2 separate regions of the Homo sapiens genome follow, and region 2 is linked to region 1. A link is an interaction called in ENCODE POLR2A ChIA-PET data of the cell type or tissue named here. Cell type or tissue: PC-3. All regions are shown on one strand. Each heading gives the region's core, and the rest is flanking DNA. Links, peaks and the distances in the headings are about the cores only. Region 1 overlaps SHTN1 (shootin 1). Region 2 has its middle 11 kb from the start of VAX1.

What was found. ChIA-PET counts read pairs that join two places held together with the same protein. Peaks named below come from ENCODE experiments on the same cell type or tissue, not always from the same donor. Only the 100,000 strongest peaks of a DNase experiment are listed, where the experiment ranks them.
Region 2: POLR2A ChIA-PET joins it to region 1 with 5 read pairs; 2 of 35 experiments call an interaction of 5 or more read pairs at or near these places.

Annotation. Positions count from the first base shown.
Region 1 is chr10:116,973,638-116,976,556 of GRCh38, reverse strand. The region is part of intron 2 of SHTN1 (shootin 1); the gene reads left to right. Among named protein-coding and RNA genes, the nearest start is that of SHTN1, 30 kb to the left of the region's middle. In PC-3, for the core only: no CTCF peak of the experiment used is centred there; DNase peaks (open chromatin) are centred at 1,706 and 1,986; H3K4me3 peaks cover 1,560 bases; H3K27ac peaks cover 1,992 bases.
Region 2 is chr10:117,147,529-117,150,447 of GRCh38, reverse strand. No RefSeq gene overlaps it. Among named protein-coding and RNA genes, the nearest start is that of VAX1, 11 kb to the right of the region's middle. In PC-3, for the core only: no CTCF peak of the experiment used is centred there; no DNase peak of the experiment used is centred there; H3K27me3 peaks cover 1,024 bases.

The DNA.
Region 1 (2,919 bases), core at 292-2,791:
TTCATTCATGGCCCCAAACCAGAGTGCAGTTAAATCGTTCAGGGACAGCAAATTAAAGTAAGACTCCTTTTGCCATGGTTAATTTGATGTAGGGAAATTTAGAGTGAACAGAGGAAGCAAAAAAATAAATTGCAAGGTATTTTTTCCTTCCACATGTCTACTATCTTTGTCCCCAGGTCATGAACCTTATCAATGGGAGGCGGCGGTGGATGTGATTCCTTTGGGCAGGATCTTTTCCTGCCCTGTTTGGACTCTCTTGCGTTGAGACAAGTGGTCTGACATGGTGCTCTTCAGGGAAACCAGTTGTTCAGAGGCTGCATGGTGTAAGAAGCTGCTATAGGACATCCATGCTCTCTCATCTCCCTGTCTCATGCTCTACACAGCAGTGTGTCTGCTCCATTTCACAGAGGAAAGAACAGTACCCCAGGGCTTGAGTGAGGTTCCCAGTGTTACACAGACCATGGCAGAGTCTAGATTCAAACATGGGTCTTCTGAGCACGATGTTCTTTTAGAAGCAGGTGAACAGTGGGAGCTTATTGACTCTTCTTCTGCAAAGGTCCTAACTTTATTCTAATTCTGTATTGTTAGTGCATGAGTTTTCCACAGCAAATTATCAGACCCGATCCTTTTCTGGGTCATTTATCTTTACCAGCTATTGGTTTGTGTTGAAAAACTGAAAGTTGAATATAAGTATCAAATCAATCTTATGTCAAAACATTCACATGTGTTTGTATATGTATGTGTGTACTTGTATATATACATATAGATTCTGGCATAATGCATCCCAAGGATAAAAGCAGGAAATTTGGGGCAGGGGGAGTGGACCCATGTTTTGATGGATATTTTCTCTTTTTTTTGCAGTTCTTCCATTTTAGGAAAACTGCTGACTCTTTTATGTTTTTTTTTTTTATCAGTGACTTTGAGAATGGAGTCAATTTGTTTGAGTTTATAAGGAAAGCTCTTTTGAAGGGAAACCTTTTTATTGAATGCCTTCTGAGTACTGGGGTATAAAGAAAAATATATGAAGGTCCTACTCTTGAGTAAAACCACTCTAATGAGGACCTCAAATAAGTTGACAAATAACCACGATCAATTATGCTGCTCTGTGAGTGCCTAGAGCATGGCTGGGCAATGGACAAAGAACAAAAAGACAAGGTTCCTACTCTTTTCCATGTGATAACTTTTTACTAGCCTTTAATGCTTGCCTTAATAAATGTCACTTAGGTTTTTCAAAGTCTTCTCTAACTCTCTCACAAGCAGAATTTATTGCTTTTTTGGTAATAAGACATCTGCATATTTATGTATGTATGTATCACATTTATCAAGCAAAATTTATTGTCAAAATATTAGAGTATAAGCAAATGATGTGGGTTGCCTTCAAATGTAAAAACAGCGAGTTTTTTTAACATCAAGATAAATGGGGATTATGGAAATGGTGCTACTTGCTAGTTTCCATTATTTTTTGCCCATTTTCTAAGTGGACTTAGCAGTATGTGAAAAAGTAAGAGCCTATCATACTGAGGTGAACAACTCTTCAAATTTATATTTTTGGGGTATAGAAAAATAGATGACTATATATTTTGCAATCAACCAAATAAAATGGTTTACTTTGCTTGTGTAGCAATCACCATATTCAAATGTTAGTCATGCCTCCACAATTGAAGGGCATTCTCTTATGACTCACTCAGGATCTTTATCATAATCGTTTGGGTTTTTTTCCTATATGGGGGGAAAGCGTCATTGAGCTTTGAATGGAATAGCTTTCATGTTTCTCAGAGTGGTGGGGGTGGGGGTGTGTGTGGAGTGTGCGTAAAAAGAAGGAAATCTGTATAATAGAAGAATGTCTGCCTTTAAATAGTAAGTATTTATGTTTAGTATTATGTTCTGAGATCAAGTTTTGAAATGCATAAATGTTTAAGTGGCTGATTAGAAGTCGTTTGGGTGAGCTACTGTAACAGTGCATCAGGCGGTTCTGTCAGCTTGCCAGGAACAATGAATGAAAAGAGAATGAGACAGACACTTTCCAAGACTTATGTTTCAAGAAGCAGGATATATGATACTGTTTGCATCTTGGCTCAGTTGTCTATTGTTAAAATTTCTTCCTCTTGTGTAATATTCAGAGATGAAGGTCTCAAAGTATTTTATTTTTTAAAAAAATCAATAAAGAAGCCACTTTAAAGAGCAAGATATGCATCCATTATGCTAACTGTTCATGCATAATACATCCACATACATGCAGTTTCTTTGAGACAGAGTGGCAAGTGGTTGTGCCAGAGAAAAAGTAATTACTTAGCAGTTTGAAAGTGAAAATGAGTCTCTTATTAACAGCAATCTATCTAGAAACAAAGAGCAAGGATCTCTGTTCTGATGACATGTGTTTCCATCTAACACACAATACCTAGAATTTGGAGAATGCTGCAAGACAGCTTTGAGGGCAGCTACCACTTCTTTTTTGCCTGTGAAAATTGGAGGGAAAGAACTTTGAATTGGAAGAAAGAAGAACACCAAAAGAGAAAGAGAGTGAAAGGAATTCCATCCTAGTGGGAATGATTTAATGTGTTGTATTCTTTAGGGATAAGAGTGTAGAAATCCAGAAAGCACAGTTCTGGCCAGACTTACATAGGTGGAGCAGTAGAATTGTCGACTACTATTAAAAATGAATTGATGGTCCTTTCATTGTATGCCAAGGATTCTTAAACAGGTAAACAGGTAAAGTACACACAATTCTGATGCTGGGCATGTTTAAATCTTTAACTGTTGTAACTGGACATTAATGAACTTCAAGAAAAATGGTGTAGCATTAAACTTCTTCAGACTTAGTGGCGTTGTAGGCTCTGCTGTACGTTCCTTAGGAAATGGGTACATGTTTTGTTCAGTTCTGGTTTGGCAGTATTTCTCACATTATATCGGGTGTCCTTA
Region 2 (2,919 bases), core at 249-2,748, 170 kb before region 1:
GCTAATTTTTTGTATTTTTTAGTAGAGACGGGGTTTCACCATGTTAGCCAGGATGGTCTCGATCTCCTGACCTTGTGATCTGCCCGCCTCGGCCTCCCAAAGTGCTGGGATTACAGGCGTGAGCCACTGCACCCAGTCTCTTTTCTTTATAAATTACCCAGTCTCAGGTCGTTCTTTATAGCAATGTGAGAATGAACTAATACAATACGCTTATTCTTAACATAGTGGAAATTAACTCAAATGTTTTAAAATGAAAGAAAATTCAATGACCAAACAGAACCCAAAACCACACACTGGATTTGGCTCAGGTTTTCAGCCTCTGCTTTAAACTAATCCATGTCGTCATCTTGGAAGATGCTCAGAGTTATTGTTCTGTGACGTGACCTATTTGTGTTTTTCCTGCGGCCTTGGTGCCTCAGAATGACAGTAATGGTAGATATTGCAGAGGGGATATGTTTTTGGTAACAGCACATGGAAAGTCACCTACTCCACCTTTGGGCCAGCTTGTCTAAATACCCAACTGCAGTCATATAATTTACAGAGCCTGGTGACTCTACCATCAAGCATGTAATCTCTGCCTAAGCACCCAACTCCCTTAGGCTTACCATGTGTGATCACAGAATCTGAGAATGTTAGAGCCAGGAGGACCCTTGGGATCACCCTGACCTGCCTCCTGCTTCAGCAAGAAAGTGAAGGTCACATGGGGTAGGGTCTTGCCTGGGGTCACTCAGCTTTTCAGTGACCCACTTGGAGCAATAGCATAGCCTCTTAAACCTCTGACTCTATTTTCTTCCCCTTTTCCTGTAGCTTCCATTTACAGCTATAAAATAATTGTCTTTGCTTCAACTCCACATCTTCCTCAGAAAGGGTAGTCCTCTGAGTCACTGGGATTCCAAGTCATGAAGGGCAGTTTGAATGAGTGGCCAGTACTGTGGTATACTTATGGCCGAGGTCAAAAACAGGACCAGCAGAATGCCGAATCCCAGGAATTCTTATACAGCAAACCAAAACTCCCCCTTCCTGTGCACTTTCAACTGATTGCCTTCTGTTTCCTTCACTAGAGAATCACAAAGTCTCCCTTTTACTTCTAAAAAAAAAAAAAAGTGGCAAAACATAAAAGCAAGCAAAATAATTTGTCCAGATTAAGAACACAGTGGGAAGGCCAGGCGCAGTGGCTCATGCCTGTAATCCCAGCACTTTGGCAGGCCAAGCCAGGCAGATCACTTGAGGCCAGGAGTTCAAGACCATGCTGGCCAACATGGCGAAACCCCATCTCTACTAAAAATACAAAAATTACCAGGCATGGTGGTGCACGCCTGTAACCCCAGCTACTTGGGAGGCTGAGACATGAGAAATGCTTGAACCTAGGAGGTGGAGGTTGCAGTAAGCCAAAGTCATGCCACTGCACTCCACCCTGGGTGACAGAGTGACTATTTTACTATTTTACTCACTGTGACTATTTAAAAACATTTCTGAAGTGGCAGCAGCAACCAAGTAGCTGAATGGAAGCAAATTGTCCTGCTCTAGACCAGGGAGATCAGACACCTTCCCAGCTCTGAGCTCTGGTAGGCAGGGCACTGGGAAGGTGTCTGACCCCTGCACCTCTTTAGCTGACTCCTTCTGTAAAAATGGTGAATAGAGCTTGGTTGGCCCACGAGGCAGATGTCCTCCTCCTTCCTGCTTCCATCAGCCCAGGGCTCAGGGTCCTGCCCAGAAACAAACAAACAAACAAACAAAAAAACACCTTATGACAGGTGACCACAGCCAGCCACAGGCTCCTTCCAGAGAGCCTGCATGGTATTTGCAACTCAGTCTTCAGTGGTTGATGTTGGAGCAGTCACATAACATCGCCATAAATAGCTTCTGAGCTCATCAAATGCCACCACCACACTTCGATATTTAATCCCTTACAAAAGCTGTTTATGGTTCTGTGTACTCCTTTTCATGAACATTATACCTTAATTTTATTAGCTTTTTCTGAGAATTCAAACAGATTAAAGAGGCTCAATTTTCCCTTCCAGAAGTCATGCTGATTTAATTAGTTAATGTTTGTAAAGCGCTTTTGAAGTGGGAAAGTGCCACAGGAGAACTAAGTAGTAGTATTTAGAAGTTACTCAACACACTTTATATTAACATCTCCTGTTCCTAAATGCCATCCCTCCTTGCTCATTGTAGGGAGATGGGGGTGTTCCCACCATTGCTTCATTCCTTGGAGACTGTTTCTTTCATTTGGATCACATCGGGTTCCAGAGCCACTTACAGCCATCTGTGACCCTGTGACCACAGGTCTCTGCTTCTGTTACAGCTGAGAGTCTTGGCAAACTCTTAGAACAAATGCTTTCTCACAAATAGCTAATAGTCTTTCTGTTTTCTTCCCCCCTTTTGTAAATATTAGCGAGTGCCCACCATGTACCAGGTATTCCCCTCCCTCTGGGTCTTCTTTTCTTGTCTGGGCTGATGGTTTTGCTGAGAGATCTTGGATGGGTCATTTCATCTCTGCTTTTCATCCCTTTACCTGTGTTTCAGGGGAGCCAACACAAAATACCTGGGGATGAAAATATGCTCATGCTCAGTTCTGTATTCCTTCATCAAACATCTCACCTTGGACAGCTTTAAGTAGTGAACCAAGGAAAGTCCATGTTGCTTGCATTGTTTTCACATGGGTATAGTTCTGCTCTTCAAAATTACGGTGTTGGGGGATAGAGCTCAGTGGTACAACAATCGACTATAAAATTGCAGTGACTTCTCCTTTACTGTAAAGGAATAAGGTGTCACATACATAATTTTTCTGAGTTTGTTTTATGTTACCTCTGAAATGAGTTATGTGCTTCTCTGCCTTCTTAAACGAAATGCAATGTAATCTTTTAAGGGTCACTTCCTGAATATCCACTGCCACACTGCATTCTACTGCATTCATGC